Linked DNA regions of Homo sapiens: region 2 is linked to region 1. Evidence: read pairs that join two places in POLR2A ChIA-PET (ENCODE). Cell type or tissue: B cell. All regions are shown on one strand. Each heading gives the region's core, and the rest is flanking DNA. Links, peaks and the distances in the headings are about the cores only.

The links. ChIA-PET counts read pairs that join two places held together with the same protein. Peaks named below come from ENCODE experiments on the same cell type or tissue, not always from the same donor. Only the 100,000 strongest peaks of a DNase experiment are listed, where the experiment ranks them.
Region 2: POLR2A ChIA-PET joins it to region 1 with 8 read pairs; 6 of 35 experiments call an interaction of 5 or more read pairs at or near these places.

What each region holds. Positions count from the first base shown.
Region 1 is chr16:88,978,511-88,990,510 of GRCh38, reverse strand. It overlaps LOC124903756 (a long non-coding RNA gene), which reads right to left and starts at 9,448. Exons shown (of 2, transcript XR_007065183.1): 1 at 9,282-9,448; 2 at 8,225-8,555. RefSeq lists enhancers at 6,787-6,846, 6,552-7,052 and a silencer at 8,137-8,339. In B cell, for the core only: no CTCF peak of the experiment used is centred there; DNase peaks (open chromatin) are centred at 6,530, 7,320 and 7,600; H3K4me3 peaks cover 1,259 bases; H3K27ac peaks cover 2,682 bases.
Region 2 is chr16:89,104,612-89,116,611 of GRCh38, reverse strand. ACSF3 (acyl-CoA synthetase family member 3) reads right to left here. Exons shown (of 11, transcript NM_001243279.3): 5 at 4,366-4,520; 6 at 2,125-2,273. Among named protein-coding and RNA genes, the nearest start is that of ACSF3, 17 kb to the right of the region's middle. RefSeq lists a silencer at 1,757-2,051 and enhancers at 2,147-2,246, 1,446-2,645, 11,286-11,335. In B cell, for the core only: no CTCF peak of the experiment used is centred there; no DNase peak of the experiment used is centred there.

The DNA.
Region 1 (12,000 bases), core at 3,970-8,969:
CCGGATGACAGCAGGCCGGGCAGAGGCCACGACAGGCCGGATGACAGCGGGCCTGGCAGAGGCCACGACAAGGCATGAGAGGGAGCGGGCCAGGGTCCCTGATGACGTCACTGACTGACACACCCAGTCCAGAACCTCAGGACGGGCCCCACGCAGGCCTGTGTTTTTCCATTTGAAGCTGGAGAGGGCCCAGCAGCACCCCCGTGGAGCCCCCCACAGTGCCCCGTCTGCCGCTGCTGCACTGGGCCACCCCCCAGGGCCTCACAGCCCAAATCACCCACTACCATGACTGAGGACGGGTGACTGGAGCTGGGGGTGGTGGGTTGTGAGGGAGGGGCTTCCGTATGGAACCACCGGGAAGCCCCAGCTGTGGAGAGGGCACAGGAGGGCAGCTCGCTCAGGGCTGTGAGGGCTGAACCTGATGTAGCCTTCAGCTGATGGGACATGGGGAGCCAGTGCTTGTTCTAGAGGGGAGGCATCCCTTGCGTCCAGGACAGATCCCAGCTCTGCTCCCATCTCCCAGGGTGCCAGGGGTCTCTCAGGGTCTCTGGAAGGAGCCGCCGTGGGCTGGGAGAGAAGAGCCAGGAATTCCGAGTCTTCTGTGTGGCCAGAGGGTCCCCTGCCAAGATGACCCTGTGAGCCGCCGTCTGGTTTACCATGCAGGGCCGCAGGTGAGCACCTGGCTCTTCCCCAACCAGGGATAGGGCCAAGAGTGGGAAGAGGGAAGTTACCAGATGCTGCCAAGGCTGCAGATGCACACACCCATCGGGCTGGCGCCAGGCCCAAGCCCCTCAGATGCCCTCAAGGCCTCCTCAGGGCCAGGGCAGCTGGCACGGTCTCGCCCCACCTGACAGATGGCAGGGCGGGCAGCAGCCAGCGAGGGGCCGGCAGGACTCAAGTCCGACCCCCGCAGACACCCCTGGGGGCCCCACCAGGCAGCGCCCCCGCTCGAAGGCAGTACAGGCGGGAGAGGGGCCATATGGCCCCGGCTCCCAGCTCCCACGGAGGCCGCATCTCCCAGCTGCTCTGTGCTGAAAACATTTACATCCAAATACGTCCCAGCGCGCCGTGTTTTTGCCTCAAGCCAGCCTGGGAGTCTGTCGTCGCCACCTGGGAGGCCCCGGTGCCCAGATTAGGGAAGGCCTTGCCTTCCAGGGACCCCACGACTGAATCCGCAGTGGCTCCGAGATGCTGGCCGGGGCTGGGGGCAGGAGGAGCTTTGCACGTGCGGCTGGTCCTGCGGGGAGCGTGCCTCCCAGAGCTTGACCCACGCCTGGGCCATGCGGGCTGCCCCGAGTTGCCTCTCCCCTTGAGGCCCTCCCCGCCCTGCAGTCATGCCGCACGCCTCACCCCTCCCACCGCACGGCTTTGCTCCCCTGTCTCATGGTCTGCTTTGCTGTCTGTCCCTGGTGGTGAGGTCAGACCCCCAGCCTCGTACAGGGACCAGCAGCCAGCTCCCAGCGGGCCCGCAGGACACGTGTGTGCCATGCACGAGACACTGAGTGGGTGGGAAGGGGATTGCTGGGAGCCAGGAGCTCCCGTTGCCCTGCGTGGAGCCGAGTGGGTGGGAAGGAGACTGCTGGGAGCTCCCGTCGTGGAGTGGGACCATCACCCAGTGCTGACCCCTGGCTTCCCATCTGCAATATGGGACCGGAGGATAAGAGCGGGTTTGCGCCCCTGTGGCCCTGCACGCAAAGGCCCATAGCCCAGGGCTTGAAACCACAGAAACACGTTCTCGCATCTCTGGGGTCCACAGTCTGAATCAAGGTGTCGGCAGGGCCACCCCCTCTGAAGGCTCCAGGAGGAACCTTGTGATGGGGTCAATTCTGCCCCACAGATTCCCATGTGGAAGTCCGGATGGGACCTCAGAATGGGACTGTATTTGGAATCAGGGCCTTTAAATAGATAATTAAGTTAAACAGAGGCCATCAGAGTGGAGCCCTAACCCAGTCCAACAGGTGTCCTTATAAGAGGAGGAAGCTTGGACTTACAGCCGGGTGCGGTGGTTCAAGCCTGTGATCCCAGCACTGTGGGAGGCAGAGGCGGGTGGATCACCTGAGGTCAGGAGTTTGAGACCAGCCTGGCCAACATAGTGAAACCCCATCTCTACTTAAAATACAAAAATTAGCCAGGTGTGGTGGTGTGTGCCTGTAATTCCAGCTACTCGGGAGGCTGAGGCACAAGAATCACTTGAACCCGGGAGGCAGAGGTTGCAGTGAGCCGAGATCGCGTCATCACACTCCAGCCTGAGTGACAGAGCAAGACTCCATCAAAGAAAAAGAAAGAAAGAAAGAAAGAGAGAGAGAGAGGAAGGAAGGAAGAAAGAAAGAGAGAGAGAGAAAAAGAAGGAAGGAAGGAAAGAAAGAGAGAGAGGAAGGAAGGAAGGAAGGAAGAGAGAGAGAAAGAAAGAAGGAAGGAAGGAAAGAAAGAAAGAAAGAAAGAAAGAAAGAAAGAAAGAAAGAAAGAAAGAAAGAAAGAAAGAAAGAAAGGGAAGGAAGGAAAAGAAAAGAGAAAACAAAAGTTGGACTTACAGAGCCGCCAAGGGTGCGTGCACGTGGACAAGGCCACGCACGGAGGCAGCTGTCAGCAAAGACAAGGACACAGGCCTGGAAGAAGCCAAGCTCATCAACAACTTGGTCTCGACCTCCAGCCTCCAGAACTGTGCGAAAGCTGGTTTCTGCCACCAAAGCCCCTGTGCGTGGTGTATTGTTCTGGCCGCCCTGCCTCTTTCTTCATGTATTAATTCAGGATTTGCTGAGTGTCCATTTGCCGTGTGCTGTTTGGACTCTGGGGCTACAGCAGGAAATGCAGCTGACAGCATCTTACACGATGCACCTCTTTGTATTTACCCAGACGAGTTGGAAACTTGTGTTCACACAAAAACCTGCACAACGGTGTTAAAGCAGCTTATTCACAATTGCCGATGCTGAGACATGGAAGCTACCAAGATGCCCTTCAGTGAGTGAAAGGAAATGAGCTCCCAGGCCCTGAAAAGACACGAAGGGGCCGGGCGCTGCGGCTCACGCCTATAATCCCTGCACTTTGGGAAGCTGAGGTGGGTGGATCACTTGAGGTCAGGAGTTCAAGACCAGCCTGGCCAACATGGAGAAACCCCCGTCTCTACTAAAAATACAAAAATTAGTTGGGCGTGGTGGCGTGCTCCTGTAATCCCAGCTACTAGGGAAGCTGAGGCAGGAGAATTGCTTGAACCCAGGAGGCAGAGGTTGCACTGAACCGAGATCACACCATTGCACCCCAGGCTGGGTGATAGCGCGAGACACCGTCTCAAAAAGAAAAGAAAAGAAAGGAAAAAGACACGGAGGGACCATAAATGCATGCTGCTGAGTGAAAGCAGCCCGTCTGCAAAGACCACACACTGTAGGGTTCTGACTCTGACATCCAGGAAAGGGCAAAACTGTGCAGACAGCACAAAGATCAGTGACGCCAGGGGCTGGGGAGAGGGAGGGACGGAGGGATGTGCAGCAGGAACACGGGGGACCTGGGGCAGTGAAACTACTCTGTATGATACCACAACGGTGGGTCCACATCAGGATACGTTCGTCCAACCATAGACTGCACAGCACCCGGTGGACCCTGAGGTCGTGCGGCCTGTGGGTGATGATGCTGTGTCCAGGGGGGTCTCAGCTGTAACAAACGGCCACTCTCGTGGGGATGCTGAGCCCAGGGGTGCAGGGGAACCCTCTGTACTTCATGCTCAATTTTGCTGTGAACCTAAAGCTGCTTTAAAAAATAAAATATGTTTAAACAAAAAAAAAAAAAAGAAAAAGAAAAAGAAAAAGCTCATCTCCCTGGAGCTGACCTAGCGGGAGAGACAGGCAGTAAACAACGTTCAGCACATCAGAGAGTGCCACCTGCTATTCAAGACAAGCAAAGCAGGGAGGGGGCTGCAAAGCAGGATGGGGGCTGTGGGGCTGTAGGGGGGCAGGCGGATCTTCACAAGGGGGTCCCAGAGGCGAGGGTCTGAGAGGCCCGGGGTGAGCCGTGGGCAGAGTTGGGAGTGGAGCGGGCTGTGGCTGGGACAGGGGGACAAGGAGCAGACAAGGGCCGAGACCCTCACTCAGAGCAGACCCCACATCATACCCCCCCTGCAGCACATGCCTGAGAGACCCCCCGGCTTGTGGGTTTGCTGAGTCACCCACAGCCTTCCTGGGGTTTCTGGGTGTCCCAGGACCCTCAGATGCCCTGCTACAGACCCCAAGGCCCCTTCCCCAGGGTCCAGCATCCAAACCCCCTGGGGGCTAGCGAGAAGGAACTTCCAGGAGGAGCCGAGTGAGCAGAGGGAAGAAAGGAAGCACGACTGGAGGGCTGAAGCAGGTCCCTGGACATGGTGGGGCAGCCGGAAGGCGGTTGGAGGCCGGACCCCTGCCTGCAGGGCCAGCTTGCCTGGGTGCTGAATGATAAACCTCATGCTGTGACAGCAGGAGGCGGCTCAGGGGCCCAGCATGGAGCCCCCTCCCCTGAGCTGCCTGATGGGGGGACTCAGCTTGGTGGTCTTCCCTGCCCCCACCTCTGAGCTGCCCGATGTGGGGTTTCAGCCTGACGGTCTTCCCTGCCCCCATTTCTCCTCCATGACCTTCAGCTTTCTCCCAAGAAGCCCTACCCTCTCGGGCCGGCCAGGTTGGACCCCCTTAGACGGATAAGGCCAGGTTGGACCCCCTTAGCCGGGTCAGGCCTGCAGGCGACAGCCAGGAAGGGGCTGGACCCTGGACCCACCCCCACGCCAAGCACCACAGACATGTGCTCCGAGCTCAGGTGGCTGGAACTGCCAGGGAGGTCCCAGAGCCTCAGGGAAGTCCCTCCACCCACCCATGGGGAGAGACAACCGTTGCAATGACAGAGTCACAGTGCTGGCTCACCCTGTCCCCAAGCAGACCCCGGGGCAACCTCGTCCCTCCAGATCCCCTCGGGGACAATCGGAGCAGACCCAGGACAGCCCCAGGTGCCCCACGCACAGATCCTGGGTGGGTGAGGATTTCTGACAAGCTCCCAGGGTCAGGGACTGCGCTCTGAGAACCCTCGGACTCCCCTCCCAGACCCCTCTCACTTTCCTCGGTGTCTGGAGTCGGGACTGAACATGGGCGCAGGGTCAGGGACTGCGCTCTGAGAACCCCTGGACTCCCCTGCCCGACCCCTCTCACTTTCCGCGGTGTCTGGAGTCAGGACTGAACACGGGCAGAGTGGGAAGGGTGTTTTAGGCCAGGGCACCCAAAGGCGCCTTAAAAGAATCTGATGTTTAAAATGTTTCAAGTTCAGTGAAGCAGAGTGCTTGATCCACAAGCCTGTGTTATATCCTCTAAGCTTGTGTGTGTCTGAAAACAAGGTCAATAGAAACCTAACTATTAAAAAGCCATGAGGCCGGGTGCAGTGGCTCATGCCTGTCATCCCAGCACTTTGGGAGGCTGAGACAGGAGAATCGCTTCAGCCACGAGTTTGAGACCAGCCTGGGCAACATAGTGAGGCCCCATCTCTACAAAACATAAAAAATTAACCAGGCATGGTGGCGGGCGCCTCTGGTCCCAGCTATTCAAGAGGCTGATGCAGGAGATTCGCTTGAGCCCAGGGGGTGGAGGCTGCGGTGAGCCAAGATCGCACTGCTGCACTCCAGCCTGGGTGACAGAGCAAGACCCTGCCTCAGAAAAAATAAATAATGGAAGCAAAACACAAAGTTTTTTTCTTATTGGATACAGGCCAGTTTGTCTTCCAGTTCAGCTCTAAGATACAATAACAGTGCTGTGATCGTCCATCACACTCACAATCGCCCAGGACGCGAATGGTTAGGGTCCTGCAGCCTCTTCAGGGACGAAGTCCACGTTTGGAGCAGGTCAGGCTGCATGGTTCTTAACCCAAGACTCCCAGATCCTTCCGGATCCTTCCGGGTGCCTGGAATATCCTTGGGCCTCTTGGCCAGACCTAGCTGGGTCTTCCGTGGCCCCAGGCCCCACTGCAGCCCGAAGTAGCCACTGGTGGGAGGCAGGAGCTTGGCACTGCTTGGGGGAGGTGTCTATGACGCAGGAGGTGGCACCCTGGCTCTGGAGGGCGGGCGGCTGCCTCTCCCCACGCACCACGCGCCACGCGCCACACACACAGAACCACACACCAGCCTCTTGGTATTTTCCTCATGTTGGATGCCGCTCGATGGCCCAGGTTTACCCAGTTCCCAGGCTCCGGGCTGAGAACAGAATGTTCCAGAATGTTCTAGAACATTGGTGGGTAGGCCAGGGCCACGTTCTTCCCTCTTAAGCTGCTGTGAACACCCAGGCAGGACGGAGGGGAGGAGAGGAAGAGCACAGGGCAGGGGTTCCCTCGTTCATTCCTTCTGCTGCACACACACCACCCCCCGTCGGCAGAGCCGTGGACTCGCGGACTCACAGGAGATGAGATGAGGGCAGGTCACCGGTGTGGGGCCTGCGGACTAGACATGGCACCAGCACAGGGGCAGCCGCCTCAGCCTGAGTCAGAGGGAAACCGGGGCGGCACCGGCACGTCGCAGCCCTCACCCCGCCTGGGCTCCTTACAGGGAAAGTGGCCTCCGGACGGGGCTTCCCCCTTTGCAGCTGGGGTGCAGCAGCCCAGGACCCTGGGACCCCCAGGGAGGCTGGGACTTTCCCCTCTGGGAGCCTCGGTTTCCTGTTCTGCAGAACGGGCAGCCTTGCCGGGTCTTGATGCCTCCTGGGCGCTGGGGAGGAGCAGAGACCACGGTGGGCAGAGGGCTCCGTGTCCTGGAAGCTGGGTGGGTGTAGCCACAGCAGGCTCTCTGCCTCAGGGAGAGGACTGGCTTAGACCCAGCCTGAGTCCCAAATCCCACCGCTGGTGACCTGGGAAATTGCTTAACCTCTCCAGTCCTGTCAGACACCGAATATATGCCACCAGGTCACCAGCGTCCCCCGCAAGTCCAGGGTGCTCAGGAAGCGGGGGCGACGCTGTTGCTGCCCTGATGCTCAAATTCCTGTCTCTGTTCAGACTCCACCCTGCTGGGCTCAGCCCCATGCGCTTCAGGAGGGGAGGAGGATGCCAGCCAAGGGAACAGCGGGTCCTGTGGGGCTGTGGCCTCTGACTGCCGTCAGCTCTCTGTCCCACACCCACTACCCGCCTGGGGTGGCTGATGAGCTGGGGAAGGCCCTCCTGTCCGGGCAAAGGCCACTGAGCCCCCTAGGCCTTGGGGGCTGCCCCAGGGTCCCAAGGCTGCGCTGGGCGGCCGGGCCTGGAGTCTCAGCCCATCCTGCTCTTCGGAAGCAGCTGGGGAGACCGGCCATTTCCTCTGTGTTCCCTGGGATGTGTGTGGGGCAGAGCCCCAGGGGAGTCCTGAGGGCGAGAGAGGTGGAATTCAGCCTAGAGAAGTTCCAGGTGTCGTGTGGGGGACCCAGAGGTGGGTGTGCCAAACTCCGCCAGCCAGTCATCACCCATGGAGCCCTGCGCCTTGTGCCGGGAACACAGCCCTTGGAGACAGGCAAGGTTCCCGCCCAGGGCTGCTTTCCTGTGGGTCCAAGGAAACCAGCCCACAGCAACTGCAACCCAAGGTGCTAATGCTGTGATGGAGGCGTGCAGGGGGCATGGAGCCCAGGAAGGTGTGAAGGGGGTGTGGAACCCAGGAAGGTGTGCAGGGGGTGTGGAGCCCAGGACAGGACAGGGCACTTCCTATGGGCTCTGAGGGCTGGGTAGGAGCCCGCCACGTGAGGCAAGTTTCGATGGGAGGGCTGGGGAAGGCCCAGAGATGAGGAAACACCCTCAGGAGAAGCGGCTCTGATGTAGGGTTGGGGCAGAGTGTGGAGGGGCCCCCAGCCACCTTCAGGGTCTGGCCTTGATCTTGAGGGAGGTGGGCAGCCACTGAAGGTTTAAGAGGAGGGGCGGGGCAGCCACATCACAATTGAAGCAGGTCTCTTGCCATGGGGGCGGGAGGGCTGTGGGGGAGGAGGCTGTGGGGGAGGAGGCTGTGGCTGACTCCAGGGGGCGGCGGTGGGGCTGGGAGAGCCCTTTCTCCCTTCCAAAGCACTCTTCCGGAGAGGGGCCGCATCTGCAGGGATGCCGACCTGAGCTCAATTTAGGAAGAGCTTTCTAGCAGCAACGCGCCTGCCCCGGAGGCGGCCATGGCCAGAAGGCGGTGTGGGGATTCCACTGTCCCCCTGGGCTGGCCCCTTCACGGCTCAGGGATCTCGCAGGGGTCACAGCTGCCCGTCCGTGCTTGCCCACCTTCACGGGCACCATAGGAGAGTCCAAACGTGGACGGTTTTATTAAATCCTCACCACACCCCCATTCAGCTGACTCTGTTACCTTCTTACTTTACAGTTGGGGAAACGGGTCAAGACATTTGCCCAAGCGTACCCAGCACAGACAGGAAATGCTGAGTGTGAACCAGGGGCCTGTGACTTCGAGACCCTCAGTGGGGTTCCGGCTGTCCCACCGGAGACTCCTGGAAGCTGAGGTGGTGAGCGGGACCGGGGGACACCTTCGAGGGAAGCTGGAACCGCGGTTCTTTCCTTGGAATTCAGGGGATCCGTGGACTTGGATGAGTTTCATCTGGCATTGTGTCGTGTCTCTAACCAAAATTTAGCCTTTCCTGTAACCAAGAACGTGGGCACCTCCCCAGGGTGTCAGCCGCGCCTGTGCCGTTGACACCGATAGAGCTGCCCCAGGGCCACTTTGGTGGGCCCCAAGCAGCCACGCCTTGGGAGGGTCCAGGGCTCCACAAAAGACCCCCCTCGCCTTCCACTCACCACCACGTCTCCTAATGCGGTTCCCACGCCTCACCACTTTAAATCATGGCTTAATGAAAAGCACAGTGCTCACTACACCAGAATGTTCTAACGGGGTGGTAGCTGTATTTTGGTAAAATGGGTTTCCTTCATAATTCTGTGAACTTATTTGCTTACTAGATGCCCAAGGAGTCCACACACCGGGAAGGTGAAGACCCCGATTCCAGTTCCGTGCTCTCATTGGGGTGTCTCCGGCCTGCGCCTCGGCTCGGACTCCCCAGGTAGACCTGCTCTTTCTGGGGGTGGCAGGAGCGCCCAGTAACTGCAGTCTCAGAGCCCTGGAATCCTGCACCACTTTGTACCAGGTTTCCCCAAATCACCCCAGCCCTCCGGCCATGGCACCTTCTCCGTGGTTCTGGGTTTGCTCAGCCGTGCCCTGAGCTGGGGAGTGGCTGAGCATCCAGCTATGAGCCGCTTCACCTGCACTGCCTTGAACACCCGGGGCAGGTTTTTTCCTGCCTCCACCCCCGGCCCCCACTCCCTCTGTGGCTCACCCCAACTGTCCACACCTTATTCAGGACCAGAAAGCCGGGGCAAGGCTCCTCCGTACATGACACTGTTCAGCATCCTCTGGAGCGGCTTCGCGACTTACATTCCTCTCTCCAGGCTTTGTGACTGGGGATGGCACCCTTGTGGGCCTCCTCCCTCCTCTGTAAAGTGGGCTGGCATGAGACTTACATAAAACCATATTACCACTTATTCATTGATCCACCTATCCACCCACCCACCCATCCACCCATCCACCCACCCACCCACCCATCCACCCATCCACCCACCCCTCTACCCATCCATCCACACATTGACCCACCCACCCATCTATCCACCTACCCACCCATTCACCCATGCACCCATCTATTCACCCATCCATCCATCCATCCATTCACCCATCCACCCATCTATCCACCCATCCATCCACCCATCCATCCACCCATCCACCCATTCACCCATCCACCCACCCATCCACCCATCCATCCACCTATCCACCCATCCACCCATGTATCCATCCATCCACTCATTCACCTGTCTATCCACCCATCCATCCCTACCCACCCATTCACTGATCCACTCATCCATCCACCCATCCACGCACCCATTCATCCACCCATCCATCCACACATTCACCCACCCACCGATCCATTCACCTACTCACCCATTCACCCATCTCTCCATCCACCACCCATTCACCCATTTATCCATCCATCCATCCATCCATCCATCCACCCATTCACTCATCTATCCACTCATCCACCCATTCACCCGTCTATCCACCCATCCACACATTCACCCATCTATCCACCCACCCACCCACACACCCATCCACCATTCATTCACCCACACACCCATCCATCCACCTACCCACCCATTCACCCATCTCTCCATCCACCCATCCATCCACACATTCACCCACCCACCTATCCATTCGCCTACTCACCCATTCACCCATCTCTCCATCCATCCACCCATCCACCCATCTATCCATCCACCTACCCATTCACCCATTTATCCATCCATCCTTCCACCTATTCACCCATCTATCCACCCATCCACCCATTCACCCATCTACCCACCCATCCACCCATCTATCCATCCACCACCCATTCACCCATTTATCCATCCATCCATCCATCCACCCATTCACTCATCTATCCACTCATCCACCCATTCACCCGTCTATCCACCCATCCACACATTCACCCATCTATCCACCCACCCACCCACACACCCATCCACCATTCATTCACCCACACACCCATCCATCTACCTACCCACCCATTCACCCATCTCTCCATCCACCCACCCATTTACCCATTTATCCATTCATCCATCCACCCATTCACCCATCTTTCCGCCCATTCACCCATCTATCCATCCACCCACCCATCCACACATCTATCCATCCACCCACCCATCCACCCACTCACTCACTCACCCATCTATCCACCCACTCACCCATCTATCCACCCATCCATCCACCCATTCACTCATCCACCCACCCACCCATCCACCCATCATCTACCCACCCATCCACTCACCCACCCACCCATTCATTCATCAATCTATTCATTCATCTATTCATCCAGCAGTGAAGGGTGTGTGTGTTGGGGGTGGGGGGGTTCCTACATGCTAGAAGAGAAGGCAAACATAAGACACCCTGCCTGAAGGAAGGCCTCCTCACCCACCCCCACATGGCGTCATCTCCCCCACTGCCCCCTCACCCTCCTCCAGTTCTCTGGCCATCCTACAGATTCACCAAAGCCTGCCTTAGGGCCCCTCTGCCCACCCAGGGACAGTTTCCCCAACTGCCCTATGGGCCCCACATGCTGGGCCATGTTGATGGAACGTGTCTCCTATAGTTCCCAGAGAGCAGGACCAGGGGCTGTCTTGGACACCGAAAGAACCCCAGTAGGCCCTAATAGGTCTTTTAGGAAGGAAGGAAAGGCCCCTCCTGCCCCGAGAGGCTGGGTGCTGGCTGCAGACAGCAGAGGTCCCTGGGAGAAGCCGAGGCCCCTCCTGCTGCCCCCACCTCTGCAGCCACTTCCTCCCCAGCCCCTTATCTCCTGGCCGCCCAGCTCTGAAAGCCACAGCCAACGTCTGCTTCCCCACAAGCACCAACTGCCCGGCCTGGGGGAGAGGAGGCCGGTAGTGGGGAGGTGGGGAGTGGTGCCCACACCCCCAGGTGGCCGCCAAAGTTGGGGGGCAGCTCCTGCCCCCAACTTGTGGGCAACTTTCTTCTCTTCTCTTTCCAACCCCACCTCCGTCAGACCCCCTGATTAGACACCAGGCAAGACGGGGCCAGGCGGGGAGCTCAGGGCCTCATTGCGAAAGTGGAAGTGTCCCATCTGTGGGGGGCGCAGGTGCAGGCCTCGAACATCTGCCTCAGGGCTGGGGGCAGGGCTGCCTGTCTCCTACCCCGGGTGGGGGGAGCCACCACCCTCACCCAGGGTGCTGTCCTGCTGCCTCACGGAGTGGGGGCTGTGCCCCCTGAGACCCTCAGTTCCCCGACTCTGAGACTCTCACTGCACACAGCTGGGGAATAGGCACTGACACAGACCAACCCCAGCCACATGCTCACGGTGGCCCCGGCCCATGTGGCGGCTCAGAGCCTCTGCTGTCTCCACTCCCGGAAACGCTGTAGGAGCTGACGCCGTTAGGATCGTGCACCCTGCACAAATGAGGAAACCAGGAGGGTCAGGGCCCCCAGGACCCTCACTGTGAATCCCACCCTGA
Region 2 (12,000 bases), core at 4,491-9,490, 130 kb before region 1:
GCTCTGCACGGCAGCTGAGGATCTCGCTGCCATGGCCCTGTCATTCTGCTCAGGATGCCCCAGCCAAACCGAGACTTTACACTCAGAATACACTTAACAGCCCCCATGGCTCCCCAGGCCCAGCAAAGGGGCGTGAGCCTACAGTCTCTCCTCCTCCCAGCCCAGCAGCCAGCCAGCCCTCACACTCACCTTGCAGGCCCCAGCACCGTATCGCTGCCTGGCACCAGCTGGTCCCTGCCTGGGCCTGAACCCCCATGTCCACGCTTACCCTAGAGTCCCAGGAACCAAGCAGGCATGGAATGAGCCAAAGGGCACACGGAAAGCAATGGGACAGAGCAGAGCCCAGGAGCCGACCCCTCAGGAGTCGACGGACTTTCAACAAAGATCCAAAGGGCTGTTCGATGGAGAAGGGAGTCTTTTCAACGAACAGTGCTAAAAAGTTAGACATTCACACACTAAAAAAGAACTGTGGTCCGTATCTCGCACTATGTACAAACATTAACTCAAAATGGATCATGGTCCCAAACGTAAGAGCTGAAACTATTCTCTGTGACTTTGGGCTACGCAAGGATTTATTAGATATGACATCAGACAATTCACAAAACAAATTGATAAACCGGGCCAAAACCTAAAACTCCTGATTTTAAAGACGCTGTTAGGTGAATGGGAAGACAAACCACAAGCTGGGAGATGATATTTAAAATCGCACAGCTGACACTTGGGTCCCGAATTTTAAAAGCTCTCAAAACTCAAGAAAACAAAGGCCCCAGTTGAAAACGGAATGACACGAACAGGAAGAGGTGCTCAACGCCACCCATCATGAGAGAATCATGAACTCAACGAGACACCACCACCGCCCGCTGGAGCAGCAGGTGCTCGTGACCTCCCACCCATTGCAGGGGGAAGGGGATGGTGTAGCCGCTCTGGAGAACAGCTTGAAAGCTTCAGACAACACAGCAATCTCTCTCCTAGGTATCTGCCCAGGTGAAATAAAAAACCACGTTCGCACAGAAACCTGCACACAAATGTTGATAACATCTCACGTGTCATTGCTTAAAACAGGGTCACAAGCGGTGCCGCACCCACACCACGGATGCCACTCAGCAGGGAAAGGCGCGGGCTCTGACGCACACAGCACAGGCAGTTGACTGTGGGCGGAAGCCGGGCGGAAGCAGACAGGCTCAGAGGCCACGTCCTGCAGGATTTAGCCACGTGGCCTCCCAGAAAAAGCAAAACCACAAGAAGAGAAACAGGAACAAGGGGCCAGGCCTCGGGGGTGGAGGAGGTGCTGAGCACTAGGAAGGGAGTTTCTGAGGCGAGGAACCCTTCTCTATTTTGACTGTGATGATGTTTCTTAAGACACACAGAGCTGCACGCCAGAGGGGTGAATTTTTACTGGGTCTGCAGGTAAGCAGCTGCACAGACAGATGTGCGGGATGGTCTCACTTTAAGTCTGCACTGAGATCTCTCTTCTACTCTAGACAGACTGGAAGGGCTGCGCAGAAAGCAGCAGGGTGGCCCCCCAGCTGTGGGCTCTGTTCCCAGAAGTCCCAGCGGAGGACCCAGGGCTCAAATGGTTGGGTCAGATGAAAGTCAGAATGGGATGTGTTAGGGAAGGCTGGACAAGAGGGGCCCGGTATCAGGAGCCCACATCTAGAGAAGGAAGACAGGTGCTTGACTCATCCCACCCTGCCCACCACACCCACCTCTCCTGGCACTGCTGCTGGCGCTGTGTGGCACCCGGACTCCAGACAGACGGAGGCTGCCACCACTGCTGATGTGGTCTGGAGCCAACAGCATGGCCCCCCGCCTTCCTCTGAGACATGCACTGACGCCTGCATTCCAGGCATTGCTGTTCTTCCCATTGTCTCCCCAGTCATACAGCCAGGGGCCAGCACAGACACCTCCCCCATCCACCCGACTGAGACTTGGGAGAAGGCTGATCTACCCAGAGGGGACAGGTCGCAGTGCATCCTGAGTGCTCTCCTGGCCGAGTGGCCTGTCCCACGGGGGAGCATCCTCCATGCCGCCCTTCAGTCCGAATGTGGGTGGTTCGAGACTGGCCCACCTTGGGGGGCTCAGAGCACAGTGGAAGAGGAACGCAGCTGTGGGAAGTGCTCGTACCTGGCAGGCGCACGGCAGTGGTCAGGGGCCCGGACAGAGCCATGCCGATCTCGGTCATGCCATACCGCTCCAGCAGGGTGTGGCCCGTGATGTTCTTCCACTTCTCCAGCACTGGGAGGGGCAGGGCAGCTGAGCCTGAGACCATCAGCCTACGCGGCACAACCAAAGGCAGGTTTAGCCCCTTGGGACGTGGCTCTCGCGTGCAAAGGTGGCAGGTTTAGCCCCTCAGGAGGCGGCCCTTGCTTGCAAAAGTGGCAGCTCCTTCACGAGTGCAGGAGCCCCAGGCCGTGGGTACAGCACCACTGTGCGACACCCGGGACCAACGCTGCAGTCTGCGCTACGGCGTGACTTTGTTTTTTGAAAACGATCTGTTGGGTGTATTTTAGAAGGAAGCAGGTCCAACAGCTAATGAGGGTAAACAATGTGCTTAGGGTCCGCGGTGTCCCCTGCAAAGTTCCTGCGCTGTTCACAACCACGCTCAAGAACAGCAGTGACCGTGCAGCTGCCGACCACGGAGCTGATCACGGGTGAACAGCCACGGCGCTGCAGGCTGCGGCCAGGCACATCCGGGGACTACAGCCGGCTCAGCTTGCAGGCTCTGCAGCAGAACGCGGACATGGGTGAATGGCCGCGGCACCCAAGGGGTGGGGCCGGGCACACCCAAGGGGCTCAGAACCACCCGCAGAACTGCAGCCATCTTGGCCCACAGGGTCAGCTCAGGCTTGGCAGGAGAACACGGGCCCTGAGAACTCCGAGTCCCCGCGCTCTCACACAGCATTTCCCGCAGCCTCACGGGCAGTAGGGAAGGCGCTTTTGTTTGCGGTCTGAGCGGAGTGGTCCCTGCTGCTGCCCCTGCTTTACGAGGAGGCACCACTGACAGGACCCCCGCTGGGAGATCCAGATGGCCGAGGTCTCATTGCCTCTGTCACCCCAGAAATCACCTGATCCTCTCCTTCACTGACCTCGTTCTTGCCCTTGGTTCCTTAGATTTGGTAAAACGTTGTGCTCACCCTGCTCAGCTTGGGGCCTGCCCAGCCCCAGGGTATCCCAGCAGTAGCAGCAGCAAAACCATGGGCTCCGGTGGCCTCACAGAAAAGGGGCAAGGGAACGGCAAAGAGAGCGAAGCGGTTCAGACATGTGCCTTGGACAACCCGGAATTCTCTCCAGGAACAAAGGTGCCGCTTCCCTGTGCACTTCCTGGGGACTGGGAGGAGCGCGCGGCAGCCACAGACACACACATCCCACTGGAAACTGGATGGCAGTGGAGCCTTCAGTTCCTGCAGTGCACCCTCCACGCCACCCCTCCCTCTCACAAAAAGAAAAAATACCCCACCCACGACTCTGCTGGAGGTGCGGGCCTGTGATGCGTGTGAAGACTCACTGAGCCACACGTGTGCGTTTCCAGTTAGTGAACCACACCTCAACAGCCACGAGGGAAAAGAAACGTTCCCACGCCTGCAGGTTCATGGGAGAGTGCAGAGCAAACACGCCCCTGGGTGGCCCAAAAGACCAGCTTGTCCTGGGAGGGAGGGGTTTATCCAGGGAGCTGGGAGGGGAGGAGCGGGGCTGAGAGGAAAAGCAGCAGAACGTGCCCCAGGCAGGAGGCCTCACAGGGCTGCCCACGAAGGCAGAGAGACTGCATAGGAGAGGCAGGCGCCGTGGGACATGTGGGCAGATGAAGCAGGAGCAAGCGGGTCAGCTCACTGTCCTCACCCTTGTCCTTCAGACGCCATGACAGAGAGAGAGAGAGACGGACAGGAGAGAGAGCAGACAGACAGACGGAGACAAAGACAGATGGAGAGATAGAGACAGATGGAGAGACAGGAGAGATAGAGAAAGAGAAGACGGAGAGACAGATGAAGAGCGATGGAGAGAGACAGAGAGAAGACAGAGATGGAGAGTCTGACAAGAGAGACAGAGAAGACAGATAGATGGAGAGATGGAGAGAGAGAGACAAAGAGAGACAGAGAGAGATAGAGAGACAGAGTGTGACAGAGAGAGCGATACAGAATCCAGGCAGCTATCGACGTGGAAGAGATTACAGATATACATACAGACGGGTAGAGAGAGAGAGAGACAGTTAGAGAGGTAGAGACGGAGACGGGTAGAGAGAGAGGGAACATTGAAAGGAAATGGAAAGCACTGCTTCCCAGAACTTAGTAGGAGTGATTTATTAGAAATAAGTCGTATCTGTTGATCTTTAAGACTTTCTGAACGAGAAAGTGGGCTCTTTTCACTTACCTAATTTTTTCTTCACAAACTGCACGCAAGAAATCCTGGGCGTGCGGCTGGGTAAAATGCCTGTCGTAGTACTCCATCAGCTTGGTGTATATTGTAGGCACTGCCATAAAGACATTGATCCGCGGCGTTTCAGAACTTAAGAACTTTTCCCAAACCTACGAAGGAAAGGAAGCACTCGGTAGGAAGATGAGCAGGCACTGGGGCCCGTGGCGGAGGCTCCTGGCTCCAGGCACAGCGTTCTCATGGTTCACATTCAAGAGTCTGCAGCGCCTCCCTTCTAAAAGGGGTGCCTCAAACTCTGACCCCTTCCCACAGAAGCCATGTTGCGCGGGACAGCTGCGTCTGGCCTGTGAGGGGAAGAGCAATCGTGAACAGAGCTAGAAAAGGGCTTCGGGATCTGTGGCCTGGAGAGACGTGAGTGGTCAGGCTCTTCCAGCTACACAGAGAGGGCGGATGTACACCTTGGGGAAGCTGGCAGGAGGGCCTGGCTGCCCGCAGACCTGAAGTCAGCATGCTTCCCAGTATGGACAGGCATGCAGTGACTAGCGAACGGGTGAAGTCTTTTATTTAAAAGAGTCATGTGAATTTTATATTTTACTCCATAATAAACATTTCTTGCTTACATATAAATACGTTTTAAGTTCCTCACTCGTTAGCGGGTTCTCGCGTCGCCCATAAAGCTTCAGGAAGAGCTGGTGAGCCGCATTCCTTCCATGGCCCTCTCTACCCGCGGTGTTCCACACGGAGCACCGAAGGGTGTGGCGGAGGGAGGAGGGCACTCTTCGTGCTGTGGGGTCAGCACCTAAGGGAGGCCCAGGACACACAGGACAGATCTCGCCCACACGGCGTTGAAACTGGGGTCGACGGATGCCGATGCCACAGTCCAGCCCCAGCCCATCTCATCTCCTCACTGGACTGCAGTGACGAGTGCCTCACCGCAGCTGCCTGGCAGAGAAAGGCAGGAATCTCCGGGGAAGAAATAATATCATTCTTTCAAAGACAAAGACTGGAACCCTTCAAAGTCACAAAGCATGTAAGGACACAAAGATGTGATCCCCAACTGAAGGGAAGAAGTCTCAGGAAATCCAAACGTCCGAATCACCAGACAAGGCCCTTCAAATCACTGCAATAAGCAGATTAAGGAATTTCAAAGAAAAGATGAACAACGTGGGGAAGATGGAGAATTGCAAAGAGAAGTGGAACTGCAAAAAATCATAAAACTGAAAAACACAAGATCCAAAATGAATTCATTCAATAGACCTAATAACAAACAAGACGCAGCAGAAAAGAGGAAAAAAGTCAGACACAGTCAACGGGGGTGATCTAGGCTGACCCACAGACGGGAAAGCAAAGACACAGGCGACCAGAGTGCGGGAGACAGCAGCACCGCGGAGCAGCACCCACAACACTGCCATCGAGGGAGGGAGGGGAACAGATAAGCGGGTGGAGAGAGGCCAGGCTCGCAGACGGGAACACTCCATGTTGTGAAGATGGCAGTTCTTCCCACACTGAGCTCCAGCTTCAAAGCAATCTTCCCAAAATTCCGGCAAGCTTTATTTTGCAGAAATTGATACACTTATCCTACGTTTTACACGAAAAGGCAAAGGACCCAGAAGATCCAAAATAAATTTCAAAAGGCAGATTAAAGGTGAGAACACACAGTTCCCAACTCCAAAACTGACGTAAACCAGAAGTAACGAACACAGTGTGATGCTGTGTAAGATTAGACAAGAGACCCACAAAACACAATGGAGAGTCCAGAAATAAACGAATGCACAGATATCTGGTCAAGTGATTCTTGGCAAAGAAACCAAGTCCCCAATAGGGAAAAGGACAAAAGGATAATCTTTCTCACAAATGGCACTGACACACTGAATATCTCCATGCAGAAGGTGACTCCTAGACCCTACCTCACACCATATGCAAAATTAACCCAAAGTGGGTCAGAAACCTCCACGTATGAGCTAAAACTAGAAAACTTCTAAGAAAAAACAAAAGGGAATATCTTCATGACATGACCTGTGGTTTGGCAAAGACTTCTCAGATGAGATACCAAAAGCACAATCTATAAAGTTTAAAAATTGATAAAATGAATTTATTTTTAAAATTTTTTTTATAAAATGAATTTCATCAAAATTAATGTGTGCTCCAAAAGACACATTAAGAAAATAAAAAGACAAGCTGCAGTTGGAGGAAATATTTGTAAACCGTACATCTGAAAAGAGACTCGTATCCGGAATACACATAGAACTCTTACAACTCAGTAAGAAGACAAACAGCCCAATTTAAAAATGGCCAAAGATTTCATTAGACAGTTCACCAAAGATTACATACGGATGCAAACAAGAACGTAAAAAACAGCACTGGGTGCAGTGCTCATGCCCGTAATCCCGGCACTTTGGGAGGCTGAGGCGGGAGGATCCCTTGAGCTCAGGAGTGTGAGGCCAGCCTGGGCAACATAGGGAGGCTCTGTTTCTGCAAAAATAATTTAAAAGGAAAAAAGTAAAAATAAACACAAAAAATGCTCAACATCTGGCCGGGTGCGGCGGGCTCACGGCTATAATCACAGCATTTTGGGAGGCTGAGGCAGGCAGGTTACTTGAGGTCAGGAGTTCAAGACCAGCCTGGCCAACACGGTGAAACCTGGTCTCTATAAAAATACAAAAAATTAGCTGGACCTGGAGCTGTGCGCCTGTAATCCCAGCTGCTGAGATGGCTGAGGCAGGAGAAGCGCTTGAACCCAGGAGGCGGAGATTGCAGTGAGCCGAGACTGAGCCACTGCACTCCAGCCTGAGCGACAGAGTGAGACTCCATCTCAAAAAAAAAAAAAAAAAAAAAAAAAAGCTTAACATCAGTAGTCATTAGGGAAACGCAAACTGAAGCCAGTGACAAGTGTTGGCAGGACGTAAAGAAATGAAAACTCTCATACGCTGCTGATGAGAACGTACAGCAACACAGCCATTTTGGAAAACAGTTTGCCAGTTTCTTTTCTTTTCTTTTTTTTTTTTTTTTTTTTTGAGACAGTCTTGCTCTGTTGCCCAGGCTGGAGTGCAGTGGTGTGATCTTGGCTCACTGCAATCGCCGCCCCCTGGGTTCAAGCAATTCTCCTACCTCAGCCTCCCGAGTAGCTGGGATTACAGGTGTGAACCACGGTGCCTGGCTAATTTTGTATTTTTAGTATAGACAGGGTTTCACCCTGTTGGTCAGGCTGGTCTCAAACTCCTGACCTCAAGTGATCCACCTGCCTCGGCCTCCCAAAGTGCTAGGATTTCAGGTGTGAGCCACCGTGCCCGGCCAGTTTGACAGTTTCTTAAAACATTAAACAGAAAGTCACCATACAACCCATCAATTCTATCCCTCTGTGTCTATGTAAGATGAATGAATGTCTACAGAGATTTATATGTAAATGTTCATAGCAGCATTATTCATAATAGCTCCAAACTGAAACAGTCCAAATGCCCATCAGATGGTGAATGGATGAGGAAAATGTGGTATATCCATATGATGAAGTACTATTCAGGAACAAGTTATTAATACACACAGTAGAACATGGATGAAACTCAGAACCATCCTGCAAGTGAAAGAAGCTGGAATAAAAGACTGAGTGTGACACGCCCCATTTGCACACGCTGCCATCTCAAACAAGGAAATCCTAGAGGCAGAAAGCAGATTCGTGGTTGCCAGGGGCTGGGAATGGGGGGAAATGGACACTGGTTTGAGGTAATGGCTACTTAATTCAAAATTTACAATAATGAATTTTGCGGTGTGTGAACTGTATCTCGATAGAGCTGTTTTTGAAAAGGGAAGGTGCAATAAAAACATTTTCAGTGAAACAAAATTGAGGGATTTGTTGTCAGCAAAGCTGCACTACAAGAACTATTGAAAAGAAGTTCTCCAGGCTGAAGGGAAACAAGTTGGGGGAAGCACAGTGCTTCGCGGAGAACCTCTGTAGGGACAAATGAAGGCACCAGAAGAGGAGACATGTGGGGAATTTAACAAATTTAAGGACTCCTGATATGGTTTGATGGCATCCCCACCCAAATCTCAACTTGAACTGTATCTCCCAGAATTCCCACGTGTTGTGGGAGGTGCCCAGGGGGAGGTAATTGAATTATGGGGGCCGGTCTTTCCTGTGCTATTCTCATGATAGTGAATAAGTCTCATGAGATCTGATGGGTTTATCAAGGGTTTCCGCTTTTGCTTCTTCCTCATTTTCTCTTGCCACCGCCATGTAAGAAGTGCCTTTTGCCTCCCACCATGATTCTGAGGCCTCCCCAGCCATGTGGAACTGCGAGTCCAATTAAACCTCTTTTTCTTCCCTGTCTTGGGTATGTCTTTATCAGTAGTGTGCACACGGACTAATACAGTAAATTGGTACCAGCAGAATGGGGCTGGGGGCGTATGAAACATGCAGCCACATTTGGGGCTGGGGTGTGTGAAACATGCAGCCACGTTTGAGAACTCTTCCGCAGTTTCCACTGAAATGAAACATACATCTAGCCTGTGAGCCGGCACTGGGAGTTGCGGATCCAAGGGAACTGTCCACAGGGACATCTGTGTGAGAATGTTCATAGCAACCGTGACTTCTAATAGCCACAAACTGAAAACAATCTCAAGTCCTTCAAGAGCAGAATGGATAAGCGCACTGTGGCTTCTGCACACCAGGAAATACAACACAGCAACGTAAAAAGAACAAACTGCATTTGATGTAACACACAGATCAACAGCACAGTGAACCAGAAACACAAACGTGACACTGAGGCACGGAAAACGGAGCACGCGTGTAGCAGGATGGTGCCGAGGCGGGGAGAGCACGCGTGTAGCAGGATGGTGCCGAGGTGGGGAGAGCATGCGTGTAGCAGGATGGTGCTGAGGCGGGGACAGCATGCACGCAACGGGACAAGGCTGAGGGGCAGGGAGCAGGCGCGGAGGTGAAAGACACGAAGGACGGTCTTTCTTGGAATTCATCCAAATCTTCAGAGGGCAGCTGCTGCCCTAAAGAAGGGCACTGAGAGCCGAGGGTGACCTTCTTCCTCCAGCACATCCCAATGTGTTGCCACACTTCCAAGACGTGAAAGACCTGGAGGCCCCCTGAAGGGCGCCATAACATTTGACTAACTAGCAAGTGCTTCTGAGGTGGCAGGAGCAGGCCTGTTGCTCTAACCTGAGCTGCCACAGCACAGACCCTGCCAGATGGCAGCCCTCCTGAGTCCATGCTGCGATCCTGAGGAAGTCGGCCAGGGCAGTGCTGTTGGAGACGAGTGACTGATCTGAGCCTCTGGCTGTCTCGTCAGTGGTGACTTTGATCTCCAGAGGCTGTGGCTGCACATCCATCTTCCGGCATCCTCCTCCTCTCCCCCAACCCCATCCGTCACCTGCAGGCACTGACACCCACGGCCCTCTGTGCAGGATGACTTGAAGACACCGCGTCTGAGATCGTTCAGCACCACCGCAGGTGTCTGGTCACCCCACACTTGTATCCTACACATTCTTCCACACAATCTTAGACAAAATCCCAAAGTTCAATAACGCTGACAGCTGGATTTTACACATAGAAATTCCTAAAGTTGGAAAACCCTGAAACTTGGAGTTTATGGAAAAGAGTTGCAATCCTTTGTAGCCACAGCATCAAATTTGTTTAAATATTAAGTTTTCAGCTGGGCATAGTGGCTTACGTCTGTAATCCCAGCACTTTGGGAGGCTGAGGCAGGTGGATCATGAGGTCCGGAGTTCTAGACCAGCCTGGCCAACATAGTGAAACCCCGTCTCTACTAAAAATACAAAAAATTAGCTGGCTGTGGTGGCAGGTGCCTGTAATCCCAGCTACTCAGGAGGCTGAGGCAGGAGAATCGCTTGAACCCAGGAGGCGGAGGTTGCAGTGAGCCGAGATCGTGCCACTGCACTCCAGCCCGGCTAACAGTGCGAGACTCCATCTCAAAAAAAAAAAAAATTAAGTTTTCACAGCATAGTTTAAAGAAAAATCCCAAGTAAGTGTCAAAAACGGTGAAGGTCTGAGGCTTTCCCGTGTCCGTTGAAGGTCTGAGGCTTTCCCGTGTCCATTAATGAGCCAGTCTGCAGTGTCTGGAAGATGACAGCAGATCCCCAGGCAGAGACCCCAGGGTAGACACTCTCGGAGCAGAAATCCCTGGGCAGACGCCCTTGGGACACAGACCCCAAGGCAGGGACCCCCTGGCAGATGCCCCTGGGCAGAGACGCCGCAGCAGCAGCTCCCAAGCCGTGTGCCTGTGGGCACTGGAAAGGGCCAGGTGGTGTCATTCATGCAGTGCTGGAGAAGCAGCAAGACCAGAAAGCCCAGATCCTTGACAGCTGGCCTGCGCCAGCACCCACACCCACCTGCCTCTCGCCCTGAGGGTAACACACTCTTTACTTGGGAGGATGGAACCAACCTGCCCTCCGGGACGATGGAACCAACCTGCCCTCAGCTCCCTGGGAGATGTTCTGCCTCTGCCCCTGCCAGCTGCATCTCGCCCTGGCACGGTCCACGACAATGGCCGTTGCTGCCTCTGCCCAAGTGACCATGGTAGACCAGCCACCGTCAGCGCCCGGGCAGCCCCCAACAGAGGTTCAGGGCCAGGCTGCCAAGGAGCAGAGGCCAAGGTGGGGCAGGTTGAGGGGGCCCAGTCACAGGCACAGAAACTGACACCCTGGACAGAGCTGACCGCCAAAGGAAAGGAGGAGCTTAAGGCGGAGAGGAGGGAGCTGCCCCGTCAGAGGAGCCCCCAGAGACACAGCAAAGGCATGGAAGTTCCCTACACACCAGGCGCTGCACCACCCACACAGTGCACTCACGGGGAACTCACTGCAGCAAAACCACTTTGACTCAGCAGACGTTCACCAAGGACAGCTGTGTCCATGCAGGGCGCACCCCAGAGAGAGCCGCAAGGAGGGTCGGGTCACTGAGCCAGATCCCTACCAGGGGAGCCAGGAAGGCCTGGAGCAGAGCGCCAGGCAGATGTCTCCGGGATGGACCACGCAGATGAGGCAGCCGCAGTGTCTGCCATCTTAACAGACTGCTGTGTCGCAGCTGGGGTCAGGGCTGAGATGTCTGTGAAAAATAAGGACTGAAGCCAACAAGAATGTGGAATGTGTTAGGGAGACGGGGCCCTCAGGGAGGCTCTTCAGGGGGTGACCCTGGCGACGGGGCCCTCAGGGAGGCTCTTCAGGAGGTGACCCTGGCGACGGGGCCCTCAGGGAGGCTCTGTGGCTACAGGCGTCCTGAAGAGCAGTGGAGGGAGCTGACGGCTAATCACGCAAGTGTGCTGGCAGCCACCTCTCTTTGGCACGGTAGTAACTGCTAGATTTTAAAGAGGTCTTTCTCTAAAGCCCAATGTTATCATCTGTGAAGAAACAGGCTCACTTGCTCGTACAAAGCTGTTCTACATACTGGCTTCTCTTGTGAGACCTTGCCTCCAGTGGAGGCTAGAGAAGAGCCCCTTCTCTTTTCCAAGTTTGTGCCCACTGTGAGCCGGCCTCCAACCTTATTTTCCGGGGATGAGACTGAAGGTCAGAGAGGTGGAGGGCCAGAAAAGCTGCCTTCTCTCCACCTCCAGCCACCGTGTGGGGCTGGATGCCCTGCAGAGAAGAGGATGGGCCTCTCAGCGGCAGGAGAAGCAG